Regions from separate parts of the Homo sapiens genome. Here region 2 is linked to region 1. Evidence: chromatin loops called from intact Hi-C (ENCODE). Cell type or tissue: mammary epithelial cell. All regions are shown on one strand. Links, peaks and the distances in the headings refer to the core of each region. The heading gives the core; the rest is flanking DNA. Region 1 overlaps KDM6A (lysine demethylase 6A). Region 2 overlaps KDM6A (lysine demethylase 6A).

Evidence for each region. Hi-C counts contacts between places; a loop is a spot of excess contacts. Peaks named below come from ENCODE experiments on the same cell type or tissue, not always from the same donor. Only the 100,000 strongest peaks of a DNase experiment are listed, where the experiment ranks them.
Region 2: it touches region 1 in a loop (2.4-fold over the local background); 4 of 110 quality-filtered maps call a loop at or near these places.

Annotation. Positions count from the first base shown.
Region 1 is chrX:45,064,238-45,076,065 of GRCh38, reverse strand. It overlaps KDM6A (lysine demethylase 6A), which reads right to left. Exons shown (of 30, transcript NM_001291415.2): 18 at 5,709-6,487. Among named protein-coding and RNA genes, the nearest start is that of DIPK2B, 130 kb to the left of the region's middle. In mammary epithelial cell, for the core only: a CTCF peak has its summit at 5,469 (motif pointing right); no DNase peak of the experiment used is centred there.
Region 2 is chrX:44,945,135-44,957,712 of GRCh38, reverse strand. All of the region lies in intron 2 of KDM6A (lysine demethylase 6A), which reads right to left. Among named protein-coding and RNA genes, the nearest start is that of KDM6A, 78 kb to the right of the region's middle. RefSeq lists an enhancer at 4,702-5,227. In mammary epithelial cell, for the core only: no CTCF peak of the experiment used is centred there; a DNase peak (open chromatin) is centred at 6,722; H3K4me3 peaks cover 769 bases; H3K27ac peaks cover 1,653 bases.

The sequences.
Region 1 (11,828 bases), core at 3,027-8,026:
GTTAAAATTATAAATTCTTAAGATAGTGTAGAATTATTCCCTAACAATAATTCTTTCAGTACAAGCAAGATATTTCCAATGTTTCTACTAAACTTAGAAAATCAACAAGAAATAATTTTGAGCTTTCAAACCACTCCAGTTTAACTAACTTACCCCACCGAATTATTACAAGTTCAAAAGCAATCAATGCATTAAAATATTAAGTACTCTTAATATATTAAATTTCAAGTAATAATTTGAAATTTTCAATTATTCTGGGAACTCAAAAACTCAGTAACTTAAGAAGGAATTAGCTATTTTCATCACAAAGAATAAAACAGGTTGAAACAAAATTAATTTTCCTTATCTTGCTACACTGAACAAAGTGTTACAAATTAGCCTGTTTTGGTTGATACTAATGAAAACTAGGGCTTAAACCTTCACTGCCATAGACTTTTAAGATGTTATACTAAATAGCATCATGGGTGTTACTTTCTTAATTTTTTCAACTACAACTCCAAGTAAAAACAACAAAGTTCATGGCAGGTCTCAAAGGAATGATTTACATTTAAAATAATTGACTTTTAAATAAAAATACATGAAAATATTATTAAACTGAAATTTTACATTCAGCTAACAAGTAAGGTTAAAGGTTGAATAAATTTTCTGTCCAAAACTAGTTTTCAATCTCTTTCCACAAAGCACATGTGCCTTGTACATTTAAAGACAGATATACACTTAAGCTTTTAGATTTGGGTATAAAGTTGGTACCAATTTATAAACTCCATCAAATTTTTGCTTTTAACATGTAGAAAATTTTTGGCGAGACTGGGAAAGAAACAACTCAAGTATTATCATTAAACCAATGCAAGATAAAACAGTTACAATATCTACATAAATAATAGTTTTCATGCTGAATTGTGTATCTGCCACTCTATCGAATATAAGCAAAATATGACTCAGAATACAGAAACTGTCTTTTAGGAAAGGAGATGGATATACTACTGTAGAGTAAATGGTTACTATTTTGAAGAAATTGAAGTATATGAACCATGTATTAAAACTGTGCTATACAAGAGCATCTCAAACTAATTAAATGTGGCACCTAAATTTAAGCTTCTACAACATACTGGACATTGAGAGATGAGACTAGAAAACAAGGTTTGACAGATTAGTAGAATTCTGTCTCTGTCATTTACACAGATCTGTAACAATTAAAAAAGAGACAAATGACAAAGTAAAACAATGGAAAATGTTGTTGCCAATATTTTAAAATAGAAAAGAAAAAGGTGGGGCATGACTAAGGGAGCTGACAACAATTCAATCACTTGAATGTTGCAATTACAATTTTAGACATGAAAGAAGCAAAAGTATTATAACTGCCTTTTAATGTATACCACTGACCACTGCAACAATAAGATAAACTAAACAAGAATCAGATTTAAAAATAACCAGCACTTTAACTACATATATGGAAATAAAGGGGTATCCAATAGTGCATTCAAGTCATACCTAGCAGTTTCTTATTGTGTTTGAAATGCTGACTACCTGCCTATTAAGGTCAATTTTCAAACACATAGGAATTTCCCTGAAGGAACTGATGGTATCTATAGTGCTCTGCATAGCAAATATAAGCTATTTCCACTTAAAATATATTGACCAATCCTAATGCAAAGGGCAGGGCTGTGATAACAGGAATAGACTTTATCTTCTATGTAAATGCCCAACACTGTTTAGAACACCTCAAGCCAAATAATAAAACTTTCATATAAAAATCCAAAGTGGAGAAAGGAGTTGAAGAAAGAAGCAGATTTTGGACCAAAACAGCATGGTACTGGTACCAAAAGAGAGATATAGACCAATGGAACAGAACAGAGGCCTCAGAAATAACACCACACATCTACAATCATCTGATCTTTGACAAACCTGACAAAAACAAGAAATGAGGAAAGGATTCCCTATTTAATAAATGGTGCTGGGAAAACTGGCTGGTCATATGTAGAAAGCTGAAACGGGATCCCTTCCTTACATCTTTTACAAAAATTAATTCAAGATGGATTAAAGACTTAAACGTTAGACCTAAAACCATAAAAACCCTAGAAGAAAACCTAGGCAATACCATTCACGACATAGGCATGGGCAAGGACTTCATGACTAAAACACCAAAAGCAATGGCAACAAAAGCCAAAATAGACAAATGGGATCTAATTAAACTAAAGAGCTTCTGCACAGCAAAAGAAACTACCATCAGAGTGAACAGGCAACCTACAGAACGGGAGAAAACTTTTGCAATCTATCCATTCTGACAAAGGGCTAATATCCAGAATCTACAAAGAACTTAAACAAATTTACAAGAAAAAAACAAACAACCCCATCCAAAAGTGGGCAAAGGATATAACAGACACTTCTCAAAAGAAGACATTTATGCAGCCAAAAGACGCATGAAAAAATGCTCATCATCACAGGTGATCAGAGAAATGCAAATCAAAACCACAATGAGATAACCATCTCACACCAGTTAGAATGGCAATCATTAAAAAGTCAGGAAACAACAGATGCTGGAGAGGATGTGGAGAAATAGGAACACTTTTACACTGCTGGGAGTGTAAACTAGCTCAACCATTGTGGAAGACAGTGTGGAGATTCCTCAAGGATCAAGAGCTAGAATACCATTTGACCCAGCAATCCCATTCATTACTGGGTATATACCCAGAGGATTATAAATCATGCTACTATAAAGACACACGCACACGTATGTTTATTGTGGCACTATTCACAATAGCAAAGACTTGGAACCAACCCAAATGTCCATCAATGATAGACTGGATTAAGAAAATGCAGCACACATACACCATGGAATACTATGCAGCCATAAAAAAGGATGAGTTCATGTCCTTTGCAGGGACATGGATGAAGCTGGAAACCATCATTCTGAGCAAATTATCACAAGGACGGAAAACCAAATACTGCATGTTCTCACTCATAGCTAGGAACTGAACAATGAGAACACATGGACACAGGGTGAGGAACATCACACACCGGGGCCTGCTGTGGGGTGGAAGGCAGGGGGAGGGATAGCATTGGGAGAAATATCTAATGTAAATGACAGGTTGATGGGTGCAGCTGGCCAGCATGGCACATGTATACCTATGAAACGAGCCTGCACATTGTGCACATGTACCCTAGAACTTAAAGTATATATATGTATATATATATATATTATTATATTTTTTTAAATAATATACAATTTATTAATACAAACTTATGAAAACTGCTACTATACACAGTTTGTAACTTGGGGAACAGAACATAGCTCCATGGAACTCTTTCTGACAATATTCCTCCTTAGGTCCCATGCAGTTCATGATGTTAGTTTTGAACCTCCAAATCTTCCCCATTTTCTAGCAACTGTCCTGAGTCTACAGAGAGTGGATGAGAGAGAAAGCCCCTGCTCCAGCAGTTAGAGCAGCAGTACCTAGGAAACAGGACAGAGGCCCCAGCAGATGAGTGAGGAGCAGGTAGAAGACAGTCAAACTGGCAGTGAATCAAGGCACTGTCTAAGGAGAGCCAAGTGTAGCATTTAATCTGAACACTCCCTATTTTCTGTAGGCCCAGAGTTGAACTGAATGATAGCCTAACTTCAAAAAAAAAACTAATATAAAAACCTATAATATAAAAATTTCTAAAGAAACAAATTTTAGGAACTCAAGAACCTCACTATATGCTTTAGAAGAATTTCATTTAGAGATCATCCAATGTCCTCTTAAGTTACTGACCTTAAAAAATCTTGTAAGACAGTTAAGATTAATTACAGCAATCACCATGTTGTAGGTCACTAAGGAAAATGCTGCCAACAACGTGGACCCAATAAAGAAAAAAATAAAATATAAAAAAGGATGTAATTTCTGCCCTAGTCTATGTCAGAATAACAACTAAATAGTTAAAATTTGACAGGAAATAATGAAATAGAAACTAACAGAAATAGAAACTAATAGAAAATGAAACAAAGACCAGCTGGGCACAGTGGCTCACGCCTGTAATCCCAGCACTTTGGGAGGCAGAGGCAGGTGGAACACTTGAGGTTGGGAGTTCAAGACCAGCCTGACCAACATGGAGAAACCCCGTCTCTACTAAAAAATACAAAATTAGCCAGGTGTGGTGCTGCATGCCTGTAATCCCACCCAGCTACTTGGGAGGCTTGAGGCAGGAGAATCGCTTGAACCTGGGAGGCAGAGCGTGCGGTAAGTTGAAATCGCGCCATTGCACTCCAGCCTGGGCAACAAGAGCGAAACTGTCTTAAAAAAAGACAAGAAAAGACAAGAAAAGACAAGAAAAGACAAGAAAAGAAAAGAAAACACAGACCAAAAGGTATTTTTAACACTCAAACTCTTTAAAGAAAAATGACTATAGTGTAATTTATAGTAAAGTTCTAGTGTCACAATTAAAGCGATAAATTTAAATTAATTGAAATTTCTTCTCCATACTCCATTGCTCCTACCCCACATCCCTCCCAAGCAGCAAACTTATATATAAATAAAATTTAATTTCACCTCAATCATTCGTCAGTGACAAACATTTAACGGTAGACCCAGGATACCTTCTAATAAAATAATCTGAACAACAGAAAAGATAATCACACTTTTACATAACAATAAATAAGACATATAAGTACTAGCAACTGCAGGAAGAGGTTTATATGGCTATAAATAAGAATTGTTTTGAACTTTAAAATGTAAAAGCTATATTAAATGGTCAATGTAGCCAAACTAGAACTAATGTTTATAATTTCTATTTATAGAATGGTTATTTTCTATATATCATGACAATCTACAACCAAAAAAAGATCTTTTTAAAATCTACTATATGTCTGCTCAAACTTAACATTTAATGTATCAGAAAATATTACAGAATTATTTGTTTGTTCCAGTTATGTTAACTAAATTTCATTCAAGATTTAGTCACTTATAGAGGACAACAACTACAAGTAAATGAGAAAAATTATATATGTGTCATATACAATGAAAAGGCCAGTAAGAATCTATATGTCCTCCAAATATCAGAGAAAGATGATGCTGCCTGATCCTTTGATTCTTCTTTTGTGGGACAGAGGAGGTTCATTTCTTCATAAATTTCTGAGGCCCTGCCCTTCCTAGACTAGCAGAATATGTCTGGCTCCTTCCAGAATGGCTGACAGTCTGTCATGTCTCTCCACTGCCCATTGCCCCTGACCTCTTCCTTCCTCTTCTGCCTGCTTTATAACCTCTTCTAGATTCAAACAGTCCAGTTTTCTCAATTGTAAGCAAAGACTAGCCTTGATAAGTGATGGGGTCCATTCCTAGCCTAACATTTAATAGGCTCTGATAAAAAAAAAAAAAAAACCCATAGGGTTTTCCAGCCTTGCTGTATTTGGCCAAATATGATTTAACCCATTCTCTTGTTTAAATCCCCAGAGCGAAGTCAATCACACTGAAGCTGACAACCTAGTAACCAGTAGAGGGCAGTAACAGCACAATCAGACACACCCACTCAAAATAAGCAATTTACAGGAATACTTCTCACATCTGATTTGACTACAACATCTAAGCAAAATAAAGCTTCTGTCAAACTCTTAGATGAATGACTACACCATCTTTTGCTTACTTCCCATATCTTAAACGGTCCAAATTTCAGCATTCTGATCATGCCAGTAAGTCAAACATTTTCACTTTGATGAACTTTCCCACACTAACCTGCATGCCTTCAGAACTTCTGCTGAGCTGGGGTATATGGACACAGACATTGATGGTATGATCTGTGGACTAGGTTTGTGGTTAACCAGAAGCAGATCTGTTTTCATGGGGCTCTGAGATTCTTCCATCCCTTCTCCATTAATTGTGTGTAGCCCACTGTGAGGGCTGTTAAGGCTGGTAACACTGTTTGTGGTTGTCTGCTCAGTGGATTTTGGAGAAGGTGTTGCTGTTGAAATGGCTGAAGATGGTGAAGAGGCAACAGAGTTATCAGTCTTTGTATGAACAGCTGGGTGGATGTTATTGACTTTGTCACAGGTTCCAGTACCCACATTGTTATTGGCTTTTCCCATCAACAAGGCAGAGAGCTGAGGATTGTCTGAACTTAGTAAACCTGGTGACTTAGAATCTCCATGGCTAGGACTGCAAACAGCATCTGCCGTCATCTGATGGACATGATTAGGAAGTCCCTCGACACTGGCAGTGCTGTTAGGTGTCTCTCCAGTGTGCCTGCTTGTTTCAGGCACCGTCAATATGTTTCCTGAAGGCTTGCTCTCTTTGGTTAAGGTAATGCCTTGTTGTCCACCTGAGGTAGCAGTGTGAGAGGAGAGGTGATTGAGAGCAGCCCCCTGTGTTACTGAATTGCTAGGCAGGGTGGGATGTCCGTTCTGATTCTGAATACCAGAGCCAGCTGCCTGGAGATGCTGGGAAGGCCCAGTGGAAGAGAGAGGTCGTTCACCATTAGGACCTGCCGAATGTGAACTCTGACCTTTGTGAAGCCCCTAAAAAGAAAGAAAAATAGTTTAAATCTAATATTAAGCAAACTCAGAATATACAGAATTTAAAATATTAAAGAGAAAAGCCACTAAAAATAAATATCTAACTGTATAAGATAATTTGACCCAAGTCCTAAAGTTATCAAAAAGTACCTGCAACTTAGCTAATCAGTATTTAACATCTTTAGAGAAATTTTTCTTCCTTGCTATCTAAAATGACTCCATTATTAGTGTAGAATAAACTACTTCAGATGAAGCATTACAAATTTTAAGTTCCAATATACATATTTTCATCTCTAAAATCAGACATGGATAGACATATATCATCATTAATAATTAAAAGCTATGACCATGGATCAACATAAACCAACTCTCACTGGTCTGTGATCTGTTAAAAGATTAATATAGAAAGTGAGTTCATTAAGCCTTTAAAATTATCATTAAAATATAATCTTCTGTAATTCAAATCCTATTGTTAAAGTAGCTATCCTCAAAATTAAGGGCAGAACTATTAAATCTATGAAAATATTTCAAAAAATACCTAAAGTTTCCCCATCTATCCATCCACACATATTTAGAAGACTAGATAGGCTTGGTGCAGTGGCTTATGTCTGTAATCCCAGCACTCTGGAAGGCCGAGGCAGGAGGATCGTTTGAGGCCAGGAGTTCGAGACCAGGCTGGGCAACACAATGAGACTCCGTCTCCACAAAAGAAAAAGAGAGAGAGAAAGGGAAAGGGAAAGGGAAAGGGAAAGGGAAAGAGAAAGAGAAAGAGAAAGAGAAAGAGAAAGAGAAAGAAGAGAGAGGAGAGAGGAGGGAGAGAGGGGAGAGAGGGAAGGAAAGCAGGCAGACAAGCTAGGTGTGTTGACAAGTGTGCCTGTAGTCCAGCTACACAGGAGGCCAAGGTGGGAGGATCTCTTGAGCCCAGGAGTTTGAGCCAGCAGTGAGCTAAGATGGTGCCACTGTACTCCAGCCTGGGTGACAGAGCAGAACCTTGTGTCTCTCTTTTTTTTTTTTTTTTTTAAAAAAAAAGGGGAGAAAAAGACATTTTAAGTCTCCACTAATGACTTTGAGATAAACTTTATTTTTCATCACCTGAATTTGAAAACTTAGAAAAATACACTGCTACTGTTAAAGCAATCTGAGGGGGCAGTATACTAACAGTTAATAGAAGTTTTAAGACTAGAGGAAGATCACTTAGGGCATTTAATAGAATGAAAATATGATAACTGGAACTAATTTTTACCTGAAATTTGCCTCTGGTGTCACAGAGAAACTTCTTTAAGAAGAATATTTTCATTTCATTTTACTTACAAAATAATTAAATAGGACAGCCAATTTTTCAGCAACACTGATTAAAGTAACATTGGAATCATAAAACGAGTTTACATTTGGAGTTGAGATTACTTCAGCAACAAGGTTAGAGCATTTTGTCAGTAATAAGCTATAAAAGAATAAAACTATAGCTGATAACAAGATATTTATATACTAAAAGGTGCATTTAATCATCTAGTTAAAGTCAGCTAGCATGCCCCTAAAATCAGTTTCTGAAGCTGAAAATTTTAAACTAATGTTTTTACTCAATAGGCTTATCTACCTAAAACACTAGATATATTAAAAGTTGATACACATTGGCCAGGCGCAGTGGCTCACACCTGGAATCCCAGCACATTGGGAGGCCAAGGCAGGCAGATCACCTAAGGTCAGAAGTTCAAGACCAGCCTGGTCAACATGGTGAAGCCCTGTCTCTATTAAAATACAAAAATTAGCCGGGCATGGTGGTGGGCACCTGTAATCCCAGCTACTCGGGAGGCTGAGGCAGGAGAATCACTTGAACCTAGGAGGCGGAGGTTGCAGTGAGCCAAGATCGCACCACTGCACTCCAGGCTTGGCGACAGAGCCAGGCTCCATCTCAAAAAAAAAAAAAAAAACAAAAAAAAGATACACACCAGTGAGTGTGTAAAGGAGTGCAATTAGTTGTAAATGATTTAATAAGTAACAAAGTTCAATCATAATAAAGGAAGGTTGAAATTTGTAAGTTACATGAAAATTTCTCATAAAGCAAAAACACTGCATATTATAATCATATCAATATTTAAAATATTATCCAAGAAAGTCTGGGTAGGTGAGTTAAAATTTCATCAAATGTAAAATATTTAATTCAGAGGCCAATTATTTAACAAATACACTGATTACAATATGCAGAAATGTGACAAAGTAACTATTTTATTACATCTTCTCTATCTGCAAATCAAGGTATTTTAAGCTACAAATTCTTTAGAGTACTTGCTGAATAATCACCTACAATTAATATAATTTTACTTTCATATCTTAAATTATACCCTTGCTACCAAAAGCAATCTGAATAAACCCATTCCACACTGTAATGTAAATTCCTCCCTTGATCAAAAACTAAAAGGTAGATATACCATATAGGTCTACCAGTTGTCTAGTTTTCATTACAATTTCAAAAATTATTCAAATAGGTTTGTATAAGACAAGTTACCAAAAAGGCCTCTTTAGAGTCTATGATATTAATACCATATATCAACAGCAGAGACAGAGGCTTCCCAGCTGTAGTGATATGCAGAAACTTCATTTGGGAAACTTTTGACCTGGAATCAGTTCAACATCATTTTCTAAACAACTCTCTCAACCTCATTACTTAAATTGTAAAGTTCCTACAGATAATGGCTTTGAAGGGCGTGTGAAGCAAAGGCTGGGGGCTCCCTGCTACTTAGTATGGTAAATTACAGAAGCCTCGTGGCCTGCCAACTGAGGAGTTCCTTTTTATTAGAATTACGAATTACGTTTTTAAAGAATCCCACATTTCCAAAACAGGGTTAAGAGAGTATTGAAAACTTCAGCAACTAAGTGAGCCAAAGAAGTAGATGTGAGAGAAAAGAAAATAGAACTATGCTTTACAATCATAACAAAGGCTTTCACTTATTAACTGCCAGTTATACCTTAGAACTATGATAGGCATTTTAACAAAAATCTCGTGTTATCCTTTTAACAACTGTTTAATGCTTAAAGACAATGAACCCCCAAAATCCCATCCTCTCACCCATTCTAACAATTCCCCTTTCTCCTTTGCCATTTTCTCCCTCTCTACTGAATCTTTCCCATTGACTTTTACTGTTATTTCTCTCATTTTAAATTTAAAACAACAACAAGACAACAACTCCTAATCCCATTTTCCCTGTCAGCTACACCCGGTTGTTGTTCTCTTTTATGCCACGGTATATGGAAATGGAAGCCTTGGCACTGTGCAGTGTGTAGCCCAAACAACTGTAAGCATGTGTGCTGGAACTGTCTATACTTGCTACTTCAGTTTTTCTCTGCCGATTTTATATTATCTTGAAGCGAACTACAATTAGGCTTTTGCACCCCAACAATCCACTGAAATTGCCCTTATCCAATGGTCAGCATATCTTTTCTGTAAAGGATCAGATAGCAAATATTTTAGGCTTTGTGGGTCACCCAGTATCATATATTATTCTTTTTTTACAACCCTTCAAAAATATAAAAATCATTCTTAGCTCACGGGTTATAAAAAACACAGGTCGTGGGGTAAATTTTGCCTGTAACCTGTAGTTTCCTTACTCCAATAATGTCAGCAAATATCTCAGATGGTCAGTTTTCAGTCCTCACTTTATATGACCTATGAGCATTATTTGATCATGTCCTCCTCCTTGAAACTTTCTTCATTTGGCTTCCAGGGCATCACTCACATTGTCTTTGATCTCCTACTATGTCACAGGTCAATCTCTTCTATTCTTCTCTGCTAGTTCTTCAATTTCCTAGCCTAATACACTGGAATGCCCTAAGGCTCAATCTTGAGTTCTTTTCTCAATCTGTTCTCACTGATTGGTGATACCATCCAGTTTCATCCATCCTTCTAGTTGGTCAGGCCAGCTGGGACTCCTTTCTCACACATCACTCTATATCAACTAATCCTGTTGGCTGTACCTTCCAAATATACCCAGAAGCTGACCACCATCTACTACTACCACTCTGGGAGCCATCATCAACTTTTAACCTGGATTACAGGTATAATCTCTAAAATGGTCATACCATTTCTACTTTTGCCTCTTTCAGTCTATCCACAGAGTACCAAAGAGGACCTAGTCAAAAACAAAGTTAGATCACATCACTCCTCTGTTCAAAATCCCCCTACGGTTTCCTGGATACTCAGAATAAAATCCAGTATCCTTATAAGGCTGATCATGATTTAGCCATCCTGTTTCCAGCTGGAGCACATTTCTCTCTCTTCTCACTCCTTGCCTGTCCTGTTCTGCCATGCTTGCCACCTTGATTCTCCTCAAATGTGCACAGCACAATCCTACCTTAGGGTCCATTGCTCCGTGCTGCTCCCTAGACCTGGAACAATCTTATCACAAATAGCTTCAAGGCTCACTCCTGTAACTCTCATCCAAATGCTATCTTTCAGAGAAGCCTTCCCTGCCCTTCTGATTTATAACTGCAACTCTCCTACCACCAATCTCTAGTATTCTGCTGTTCCCTTTCTATTAGTGCTTTTTTCCATAGCACTAATCACAACCATCATCTAATGTTATATATGTATTGCTTATTTGTTTACTATCTATTTACCTACACCAAGTAGAGACATCTCAGTATATTTTCTTTATTGATGTATTCCCAGAGCCTTGAGTAGGAAATGAACCTAGTAGGTACTCAGTATTTCTCTAAGAATGAATAAAGTACTAATCACTTTAGATCAGGGTCCCACCAAGGATATTAATTCAAGAATAAACTTAAAAATCTTAGAAAAAGAACTTATTTCAGTTTTATCAATAATATAAGACTAACCGACAATCAGCCAAATATTTCTCTTTTTAAGTCAAATATTTCTCATAGTAAATTAATAAAAGTACAAGCAATTTGGCTATACATATTGAGAGCATTTTCTTAAAACTTACTCTTTGGCCCTTCAGTTTCACCTCAGCGAGTACCCATATCATGGAAACAATCCAAAATATGGGAAATACTATGCACATAAACATTCAGAAGTAAAAACTTAGAAATTAAATGTCTAACGAATGTGCTAACGTTGAATACATTATGACCCATTTCCTTGACAAAAATAATGTGCATGCAATTCATTACTCTGTTTCAAAAACTTTAGTGGATCAACTTTGCCTTCAAGATAAATTTGGCCTCTCCCTCAGCCTCTTATTTCACCCTCCCCTCTTCATAACCTATCTTCTAGGCACACTTCACCAGCCCTCTCCTCCCCTAAACTCTAGCTTCTGGAAGACTCTGACATCTTGGTTATGTGCTCTCGTAGGTACTCTGATAGAACTTTCCCACCAAAGTCACACTT
Region 2 (12,578 bases), core at 3,963-8,962, 120 kb after region 1:
TAGCTGGTGGATTGCACATCCATAATCCTTACTACCTACTAGGGAAAAAAACACTGAAAAGGGAAATAAATGAACTAAGATCCTCCCAGCTACGTAGAAAGCTTAGGTGTGTTTTTTATTTCCATCATAGTGCCATATTCCACAACATTCAATATAACTTGTGCTTGGTATCTGCTGCACTGTTATTATTTTAAAAATCAGCTATCCCAGAAAAGTAACGTTACCATTACCCCGTATTTCTAAACTCTGACAGGTGAAGTTTTGAGCTTGTGAACACAGACATGTAACTAATTTAATTTTTTTCATGTGCAGTATTAATCTTTTATGATGAACTTGGTCAGTGCCTTGCTAAAACAGGACGCTGTCAATATTTTAGAATTGTTAAATATATGCAACATTTAAACTTTTTTCTTTTCAACTTAAAAGATTAACTGCAGTAGCTGGGTGACTACAAATGGTAGAGAAAATACAGATTTTAATACCCCAATGGTTTTAAATGAGTGAAACTTTTAGGCTGAATATAATAAAAACAAATATGCAGTCCTGCCTATAATTTTTATTTTTATTTATTTATTTTTTTTTGAGATGGGGTTTCACTCTTGTTGCCCAGGCTGGAGTGCAACGGTGTGGTCTCAGCTCATTGCAACCTCGGCCTCCTGCGTGCAAGCGATTCTCCTGCCTCAGCCTCCCAGGTAGCTGGAATTATAGGCACCCACCACCATGCCCGGCTAATTTTTGTATTTTTAGTAGAGACTGGGTTTCACCATGTTGGCCAGGCTGGTCTCGAACTCCTGACCTCAAGTGATCCGCCCGCCTCAGCCTCCTAAAGTAGTGGGATTACAGGTGTGAGCCACCAATTATGAGCCCTACCCGTAATTTTTAAAAAGCCAACCATACGCATACACAATGGTTGAGCATCCAGCAACCAGCAGACTCCTTAAAATAGATTAAGGGATTTAAGCAGACAACAGGTCAATGTATCATCCATGAAATATGGCTATTTGGCCAGGCACGATGGCTCACGCCTATAATCCCAGCACGCCTATAATCCCAGCAAAAGGCAGGAGGATTCCTTGAGCCCAGGAGTTCGAGACCAGCCCAGGCAACATAGCGAGGCCTCGTCTCTACAAAAATTAAAAAAAATTACCCAGGCATGGTGTGGTGCATGCCTGTGATCCCAGCTACGTGGGAAGCTTGAAGCGGGAGGATGGCTTGGGTCTGGGAAGATGAGGCTACAATGAGCCATGATTGCACCACTGCACTCCAGCCTGGGCGACAGAGCAAGACCCTGTCAAAGGAAAAGGGAAAGGAAGAGGAAGAGGAAGAGGAAAAAGAAAAGGAAACGGAAGGAAATTTAAAAAATATTCATGGCCCAAATTAATAAATTATATTATACATATCAACAGCAATAATCAGCTCACCAAGGTCTAGTCTGATCAGATCTCTAGCATTATCAGTTCTGAATAGCACATTTCAACAGGTGATAACACAAAGAGGGCTACAAGTTTGGTAAAGGATGTGGAAACTGTCATATGAAAACTACCTTAACTAAGTTTAACTGAGGAAAATCAACAGGATTGAAGCTTTACTTAAATATTTAAAAAGCAGTCACTTAGATGAGAAGATTAATTGCACTTTGGATAGTGCCAATGAATGAGTATAACTTAATTCAGCTCATTCAGAAGGTAGGAAAAATTAAACACACCAAAAATTAAATGGGCCATCACTGGTTCATATAAATACAAAGAATTAAAGCATATATTACTAAGCTATTTTAGTGGGAGTTACAAAGGAGATACCTTATTTTGGATACAATTCTAATTTGCATTTTTAAAAAAATATCCTTGGACTCTATGATTCTAAGTACAACCCTGTAAAATTTATACAATAAAAAATAAGATAAAATTAAAAATTAAAAAAGAATTATGGTTTTTAGAAGCTTACAACTTTCTCAATAAAAGACTACTCAAGACAACGCAGTTTTAAAATAAGACTATTTTAGGGAAAAAGAAAAACCCCTATATTAACCTAATGGGGATAAATATTGCAAACATTTTTATTAAAATCACTGAAATATTAGCAGTTGTTTAATGGGTATAAAGTTTCAGTTTTACAAGATGAAAAGAGTTCTGGAGACTAACACTACTGAACAGTACATCTGAAAAGGTTACAATGGTAAATTGCATGTTATGTATATTTTGCACTAGTTTTTTTTTAAGGTACTAAACTAGATAATACCTGTGGATAATTAAAAATACTTAGTATTATACCAGTCACTCATCAATGAGCACCTACTCCATCCTGGTCACTTTTATTGGCTGCTAGGTATCCAAAGTGAAGACAAACTGGTTCCTGTCTCCTTTATTCTCCTGTATATCTTTTTTTTCTCCTGGATCCTCTTTTCTAACCCATCTGCCTTCCTCACTCCTCTTTCTTCCTTGGTTCTACCTTACTATCTTGATCCTTAACTAAAGATACTTTCCCAAGAGTCACTTTTGTGCACTATAAACTTCTGTTTACACAAGAGAAGCAGGGGTGGGGAGGGAATAAGAAGAAAGACAAAGAAGGAAGAAGAAATCTTTTAACTCTAAACAACTTATCAGACTTTTTCCACTTGGACATCCCAACATCATCTTAAATTCACCAAGTAAAAATTAAGTTTCTGGCACTGTTCAAAAATTCTCTCTTTAACTTTCCTTTTCATTAACAGCACCTAGTCAAATCATTTCTTTATGCCTACACATCTAATTGATTACTGCTAAGTCTTCCCTAACACTTCTCCCATAACCATTCCCCTTTTTCTTTTTACCTATTATTTCCGCAAATTCCAATGAATGCCCGTACTACACCGTTACTGCCACTTGTTGCTCCTTGACTGGTCTGTTTCTACAGCCCAACTCATACCCTAAACAAACAAAACCCACTCTTCCAGCAATGCTATTTATTGTCATGCTTCCCAGCTCTTAAACTTCCAATTATTTCCTACTGCCTATAACAGTGAGTACTTGGCTCCAGTCCCAGCCTACACATCCATATTTTTTCTTTCCCTGTTCCCCAACACAAAGCCCACTCTACTCCAACCCCACATCAAACTCTCATCCCACTAACTTCCTACATTTTTAACAGCTTGTTATTCAGACATCCTAAAGAGGTGGCAAACTATGTAACTATAGCAGATCACCCCTGGTACTTCTGACACAGATCAGTAAAAGAATTTGTTGCAGTAATCCAGACAATATCAAGAAAAGATGTTTCTCTACTGCACCACTACCATCACCACCACCGACTTAGTTATTAGAGTGTTTTCTTACTTTACATTATGTATAAAGAGACATAGTATCTAATGTATAATATTACTATTCTTCTGACCTGTTCCCAACAAATCCCTAAAAGTGTATGCATCATTAAACTTGATATCCTTTCCAGAAAGATGTGTCGTAAATCAGAAGGAAATTCTTCCTGTTTGCGGGTATTCGGCAATGCCTTTGCCTGGCTGCTTTTAAAACACCATAAATACACTTAAGAATTTAAAAGGATTGAAACTACCTGAATCTAAACCATTTTTGAAACGTCAACACATTATACTTTTTTTTTTTAATGAGGAAAGAGTTACAATTAAAATAATCTTAAGTATTATTATTATTTTTTTTTTTTTAAGGCAAGGTCTCACTCTGTCACCCAGGCTGGAGTGTAGTGGCACAATCACAGCTCACTGCAGCCTTGACCTCCCAGGCTTAGGTGCTCCTCCCACTTCAACCCCCTCAAGTGGCTGGGACTACAGGCACACGCCACCACGCCTGGCTAATTTTTGTACTCTTTGTAGAGACGGGGTTTCACCATGCTGGCCAGGCGGGTCTCAAACGATCCACCCGCCTTGGCCTCCCAAAGTGCTGGGATTACAGGCATAAAGTATTGCTGATTCTTAATGACATATCTACTCCTGAACTTATATATCAAACTTGCAGACTTTTTCCTTTTAATTTCATTTACTATTTTTGAAAGTCTATTTATCACCACTTCAAAAAGGCATATATACTAAAAAGTCTCTCTCCTAGTCCTGACCCCAGCCGCCCAGTTCCATTTCCCAGGAGCAACAAATATTTAAAATTTCTAACATATTCAAGATTATATTGTAAAGAAAAAGAAAAAAGAGATTATATCATGCAGATGTAAGCACATATACTTTTCCTACCTGATTAATATTTCTATAAATACTGTTTTGTGACTTGCTTCAGATTCTAGGTGTCTCAGATACCCTTTCTCCTCTTTGTTAATAGAACCCGTAAATTTAATTAGGCACATTTTTACACAGACTGAAGGCTGAGATTCCCAGCCATTCTTGTAGGTGTGGCTTGGTGATTAAATTCTGCCCAATGGAATATAAGGGAAAGACAGGCTCCACTTCATCCCCTCCTCTGCCTACTTGGGTAGAATCATCCAGATGGCAAGAACTTCAGTAACTCTCCTGGACTAAGAGGTAGATGCCATAGCTGAGATCCGCAGAGTAGGAAATGGAAGCCCATGTTCCTGGAACAGTAGAGTTCCAGTGCAGCCCAGAACTGACTGTTTTTGAGAATTCTTTAAGAGACAGATGTGTGTGTAACCCTCTTTCCTCGCTTAAGAACAAAAACAAAAAAAAAAACAAAGTTCGGTGCAATGGCTCATACCTGTAATCCCAGCACTTTGGGAGGCTGAGGTGGGGGGATTACTGGAGACCAGCCTGGGCAACATAGGGAGACTCCCATCTCTACAAAAACATTTTTAAAATTATGCTGGCATGATGGCACACACCTGTGGTCCCAGCTACTCAGGAGGCTGAGAGGTGGTAGGATCACTTAAGCCCAGGAGGTGGTGGCTGCGGTGAGCTGTGATCACGCCACTGCAGCCTGGGCAATGCAGTGAGACTCTGTCTCAAAACAAAACCAACAACAACAACAACAAAACAACTGCCTAATGAAATAATCATTAACACACACAAAAAGGATGGAGGGAAGAAAAAAGGAAACCCAGTTAATCGTCACCCATATCTAACATTTTCGAGATGATAAAGGAACTTAAACATTTGTCACTCTACCCTGTCTGTCTCTCTATTTCCTACTTTCAATTAATACACATCTTTTGTCAAAAGAGTCAGCAGAGGGGTTGAACGCGGTGGCTCGCGCCTATAATCACAGCACGGTGGGAGGCCGAGGCGGGTTGATCACCTGAGGTCAGGAGTTTGAGACCAACCAGGCCAACATGATGAAAACCTGCCTCTACTAAAAATACAAAAAATTAGCTGGGCGTGGTGGTGGGCGCCTGTAATTCCAGCTACTCAGGAGGCTGAGGCAGGAGAATCGCTCGAACCTAGGAAGCGGAGGTTCCAGTGAGCCGAGATCGCGCCACTGCATTCCAGCCTGGGCAATGACAGCAAAACTACGTCTCAAAAAAAAAAAAAAAAAGGTCAGTAGAATGAAAGTTAGATGCCAGTCTGAATCCCAGATTTTTCAGTCTCTTTGGGCCTACTACTCTGCATTCATGGGATGTGTTGAATGCTAATGAGTAAACAAGCATCATTCAACATTCAAGAAACCATCACTGGCACTTTAAGAACCATTCTTTTCAAATAAACTATTTAAAACACTTTGCTATTGCAAAATACTCTCAAAGAATTACACTATTGAAATCAAACTAGACAACTTAGTAAAGTGTTGATAGCTAATACTTGAGCTCTTGATATGTACCAAGCACTATTCTAAGCAACTTACATATACTTATTCTTTAATCCTCACAATTACTATGAAATGGGGTCTATTACAGTAATTAACCCTACTTCACTGACAGGAAAACTGAGGCCTAAATAAATCCTGTGCTCATGGTCACAAAGCTACAAACTAGCAAAGATTCAAACAGTATGGCTTCACAGCCTCTGAGCAGTAAGGTAGTTGACTCAGGTCATGCCCAGGGACCTAAAGTCATGTGCAAGAACGACCCTCTCCATAATCAGCTTTTTCTCCTACACACTAGCTCCTCCTCCCCAACTCCACACCAAGCAGAAAAGCAACACATAAAATTTCAACTCCCAGCTCTCACAAACCATTCCCAGACTTAGCCTCAGTTCTCTACCATATTTTTTCGCCCCTCTTTATTTTAAATCATTATAAAAAGCAATCATCACTATAACAAAAAATAAAAAATAAACAGACATAAACATATCCAAAACAAAAGTAACCCAACCAAAAAAAACTAAGTTCCCATATTCAAAAGACAACTGTGACAGAAAAATAAAACACTACTACATATATACATATGTATATGTATAAAATAATACACCAGTTCAGACTAAGTGTGGTATGTATCTGGAAAATGTTAAACAGCTTTATCCCACTTTTTGCAGCTTCAGAATGACAACTCCTTAGTTTACCTTGTGTTGCTGATTTTTCTCTCTTTAGTATTTTTGGCAAATGTTAGGAATAACGCTCAAAATCCTAAGGAAATTGAACACTCGAACAAAGGATTCTTAGCAAAGCAATTTTACCTCTGCACAGAGGGGTGCCTCCTTGGCCAGTCACCATGAGAGCACACCTGAACAAAGGGGCACGAGAGCCTTTATTCCTGATGCAAGTCCTGCCCCTGTACCCTTTCCTCATTGGCCGGGGTCGGGTCATACAATCTAAACTAATCCCGGTTGGCTGAACATTTGAATTTTTTTAGGTAAGATGGGCACGTAAAAGAAAGTGGAGAGGAAAGGGGAAGAGGTATCTGTAATGAGGTAGAAAGTTAGTCCTCTTTCCAAATAAGGAAAGGAATGTGAGCTGGTACTGATAACGCCTGATACTGTTGCGTGCCTGGGCATCTATAACAAAGGCAAAAAGGAAAAAAAAAAGGAGAAAAAGGAAAAAGGGGGAAGGGAGGGTACTATGAATTAAAGAATAAAAGATTGATCAGATTATTTGAAGAGAAACCTCATCATATCCCACAGCAAAGAAATGACAAATACAGCTGCAACAAAGCAAACTAAGCTGTACTGTCTCAATAGTCAACAAGTTGCTAGTTTACTACTAACTCCAAAACTTATCTCAGATGCATGCAACCACATGAATTAATGGATTCTATATTCACACACACAGACACACACACACACACACACTCACACCCAGGGTATACATTAAATAAAAAGAAGCTGTATTGACACAACAGCTGAGTTATTTTCCAAATTTTTTTGTAGCATCCTAAATGTAACATTGTAAAGATGGAATACATTCAAGTACATTATAAAGTCTCCTTACTCAAATTAAGCAACGAATTAAGCCTTAAATGATCTTTTAAAAACTGTATTTTGGGGCCAAGGACAGTATGAGAGATAATTTCACTTCAGAATGATCCTGTGATTTTCCATATGAAAAAGTTGGCAAGGCCGGGCGCAGGGGCTCACGCCTGTAAAGTAATCCCAGCACTTTGGGAGGCCGAGGCGGGTGGATCACGATGTCAGGAGTTCGAGACCAGGCTGGCCAATATGGTGAAACCCCATCTCTACTAAAAATACAAAAATCAGCCAGGCATGGTGGCACGCGCCTGTAGTCCCAGCTACTCGAAGGCAGAGGCAAAAGAATCGCTTGAACCCGGGAGGCGGAGCTTGCAGTGAGCAGAGATCGCGCCACTGCATTCCAGCCTAGGTGACAGAGCGAGACTCCATCTCAAAAAAAAAAAAAAGTTGGCATTATAACCCTTTATTTTTTAATTTAATTTGCTTGTGCTACTCCACAGGGTCTATTATTTACCTAGAGGTTGACAGAAACAGTCTTACAGCAATCATTATGCCTGTCATTTAAGCTGCACACATTTAACTCAGAATTCCAAAAAGATACATGTATAAAGAAAGCCCGCCTGCAGCAAAATTATGTAGACCATATCTTTATGAAGGTAAAAGACTACATTATTCTGCATGCTGTACCCTGGTTAAATATGTAGTTCAAATTAATATCTTTGGTAGCAAAGTATGCATTCCTTTGCCTTACACACATTTTTAAATAAATGCACATAAAAAGGAAAAAGCAAGCACTTCAGGTTGCATGAAAAGGTGGAAGAGATAGGGTTTATGAGCATGAGCTCCACTGAAAATATGCCTTGAATTCTACAACTTCTAAAATGTAGGCACTTAGATTTATTTCTTGAACATATGAAAAACCTTAAATCTAGAGAAACTGCAACATGATAAAGGACCCTCCCCCAAAATAAGTGCTTTAAAAAAAAAAAACTTTTTAATAGGCCCGAATATACCCTTTCAGACTTTTCTCTATGCATATATGCAAACAGTAAAAATCTTTTTGTTTTTTTCTTTTGAAAGGTCTCACTTTGTCACCGAGGCTAGGGTGCAGAGGCACACCATCATGTTCACTGCAGCCTGGACCTCCCAGGCTCAAGCGATCCACTGCCTCAGCCACCCAAGTAGCTGGAACTACAGGAACGCACCAACACGCCCAGCTAATTTTTGTATTTTTTTTGTAGAGACAAGGTTTCGCCACGTACACCAGGCTGGTCTCTCAAACTCCTGAACTCAAGTGATCTACCTGCCTCGGCCTCCCAAAGTGCTAGGATTACAGAACTGAGCCACCGCACCCGGCCTAGTACAAATCTTTATATGCAATTTTATAAAATTTTTATTTGATTTAATATATTATCATGTCAAAACATATAGATCTCAAAATTAACATCTGCATAGCATTTTATTGAACAGTTAAACTATAATTTGTTTCTACTGAAGAGTATCTGTTAACCAAGTTTTTGCTATTATTAGGATAAGTTCCTCACAGTCAAATTAAAAGCACAATTTAAGCTTCTGATAAGCCAACCAGCAAAGCTGAACCAATATAACCTTCCACCAGCGGTGCTGGTTTCAAGTTTTTTCATTACTTTTTCCCTAATATTTACTAGACCTGTCCATACATTGTGCACAGTTCTCAGTATACTACATCATAAATAGTTCTTTTCCTAAATGATGTCAGGTGCTATTTATACATAAAGGATTTCTATATATAATGTTACAGAATATTTTTTCCCAGATTACATTTATCTTTGACTTCTTTACAGAGTTTTTGATGTAAAAGTTTCCCTATTTTCTGAAAACCACCCACCATTTCCTTCACAGTACATAAGTTCGGCTCAGAATTAGAAAATCCCCAGAATCTGACCCGATGTAAAACACTTACCAATATTTTCTTCTACTGTAAAGCAAGCACCTAATTGCATTTTTCTTCCCTGTGCAATGTTGTACTGGCCAGGTATGAGTCAAGATCTTTAATTTCCCCCTTCTCTCATGAACTAAAAAACTTAACCATGCACACACAGCTCTGTTTCTGGGATTTATATTCTACAACCAAAGTTCTCCAACAAATGTACTGGTAATGGGTAATAGGAGTGGCAAGACAGAGAGAGCTTTTAACCGCTAGAGCTACCAGGCATAAAACAGCCAGGACGCCAGGGCAGCCAAAGTCTTTCAAACAGAGCCCTTGTATATGTACCAATCTTAAGAGCCCTCAAGAAATTCTCTCAGTAATTGCTACTATCAATCTTCCATGTAAGCCATAAAATGAAGAGTTGGGAAGGGCTTCCACTTCAGGACAACCACTGAAACCTTGTGCTGAAAACTAAAGATGTCAGATTAAACACAATGGCAGGCGACCAACACAAAGTTCTTAAGTTCTTAAGCTCTACAAAGAATGGACTTTGGGGGCGGTCAGGGGAACCAGAACTAAGAGAAGTGGAGACAGACAGAATATCAAAGTGACTTTTTGTATGACATTCTGAAAGCCTGTGTTGGGTTCTGGGGTCTTATTTGGGGGACAGAACACAAGGCCTGAAAGCCACCTAAGAAGAAGAGTCAAATAAGATAACCGCTCAGAACACTGAGCCTCAATGAGCGAACACCTTCAATCTAAGTAAAAACTAAAATGTAATAATAAACCAATTTTTTAAATGTTATTTTAAAACTGTTCTTGAAGGACAAAGAAAACTGCCAATCCATGATGGCAATGAGTGGAAAAGAAAATCTGAGTATTGGCTGGGCGCGGTAGCTCACACCTGTAATCCCAGCACTTTGGGAGGCCAAGGTGGGCAGATCATGAGGTCAGGAGATCGAGACCATCCTGGCTAACACGGTGAAACCCTGTCTCTACTAAAAATATAAAACAATTAGTCGGGCGTGGTGGCGGGCGCCTGTAGTCCCAGCTACTCTGGAGGCTGAGGCAGGAAAATGGCATGGACCCGGGAGGCGGAGCTTGCAGTGAGCCAAGATCACGCCACTGCACTCCAGCCTGGGAGACACTCAAAAAAAAAAAAAAAATTCTGATTATTTACACAACCATAAGCCTGAATTCATCTGACCTGGGTAGAACACAAACTTCAGACGAGAATTTAACTATAGATGGTCTTCAACTAATAACAATCCAAAGTACAGGCCAAAATCAAACACAGTACTATCACATTCCTGGCCTAAAAGAAATCCTACAGATCTCCCCCGCAAAAGTCTTTATATTCAAAAACTCAGTATATCTGGTGGGGAGATGGGGGGTAGGGCAGAGCAAAGAAGGTAATCAATATGTAGATATATTTAAATGAATATTTATTTAATGCAATATTTTAATCACAACAAATGTAAATGGAATAAATATGCTACGAAAATGGCTTTCAACAAAATTTTTAAATCCAGATTTATGCAATTTAGACACACGTAAAATATAACATAGAAAGACTTAAAAAAGACAGAAAAATACTACAAACATAATCAAAAGAAAGTTGGCATTGTGCCAGATACCATGAGTCACAATAAAGATACAGAAATCAAGAGAGCTGGTGCATGAATACATATATTTAGCAATAAAGAGCTCAGAAACAGAACTTGTACGTGTGGAAACCTGGTAACGCAACTGGCAAACAATAACCTAACAAAAAAGTGGTGGCAAGCCTGCAAGTTATTTCTAACGGGAGAAAAAAAATAAAGTGGACTCCTATATCTACATATAAAAAAACCTATTAAAGGCCCTAATGTGAAACTATATAAATCCTTAAGAAGAAAACACGGAAAAATGGCTTTGACATTAGGATAGCGTGGGATTTCTTTAAAATTAGACAAAAAGTACAAGTCATTAAAAAAGGCTGATACATTAATTCAACTACCTCAATGCTCAGAACTTATGTTTATAAAAAAAAAATTAGTATAAAGGCAAGCCACAACTGAGAAAATATACTTTCAACACATGTAGTGACAAAGGATTCATATTTAGAATATATAAGGAACTCCTAAAAATCAAATTTGTTTTTAAAAATACTAATGAGGAAAATCTGGGCCAGGTGCAGTGGTTCACACCTGTAATCCCAACACTCTAGGAGGCTGAGGCAGGCAGATCACTTGAGGTCAGCAGTTCGAGACCAGCCTGGCCAACATGGTGAAACCCTATCTCTACTAAAAATACAAAAATGAGCCAGGAATGGTGGTGTGCACCTGTAATCCCAGCTACTCAGGAGACTGAGGCAGGATAATCACTTGGGAGGCAGAGGTTGCAGTGAGCCAAGATCGTGCCACTGCACTCCAGTCTGGGCGACAAAGCAAGACTTCATCTCGAAAGAAAAGAAAATCTGATCTGCCACTGTGATCCACAAATGGCAAGAATGAATAACAAAGCAAAACACAAATTCTTCATAATAAAAGATCAAAGGACAAATAGTTGCATTACGCATTCAGATGCTCCATAAGGGCCCGTGTCTGTTTAAACCACTAGGTGGTAGCCCTGCTCCAGTCTATCACAGCTATAAATTTTTCCAATATGACTAGGAAGGTTGTTCATTTAGGAAGTGAAAGGGTAAAGGTAATACGGTATTGGGCAAATTTAAGTATCTCTCATTATTAGTGGCTGTTTTAACAATGTGCTCCACTAATTTGAAAAAGCTCATCTGAAAAACCAGTCCTAAAATCACATTTTGCCAAAAATCTGAATTTAAAGGAAAACTGTCATAACTACTCATAATTTATCACACTAAATACTCAAATACTTTCATATAAAATATGAAATTTGACCATCCAAAATACCATTTCAACTTAGCTTGAATGTCTAAGCTCGTATTCAAATTTTTTATTTTAAACCAGTGAAATAAATACCAACCCACTAGTGTCAGAAGAAACCTTAAACCCAACATTTTCCATACAAGGCATACATTTGAATTACTGAAGTGATATTCTTGGCATCTCAATCATCCACTCTATAAGGCATTACGAGATTAAAACTTCTTAAGTCTTCGGACTTCTGCTTCAGGCCAAGGTGCAGTAAAAGGGACCAAATTTACTCCTGAATATAACAATTAAATAACTAAAGAAACGTGAAACAAAGAATTTTAGACATTGAATATCAGAACACATGACAATAAACAGAAAATAATGAATGTGAGCTCTAATTACCCCAAGCTTACTGCCTAAAGAAACTTTTCAGGCTACAGCACATGTATGGGAAAACTTCTTGGAGGAATCAATACAAGCTGAAATACAATGGAACAATACCCTTATAGTTAATAAATGGGAGGGGAAGGCGACTCTGTCAACCTACAGT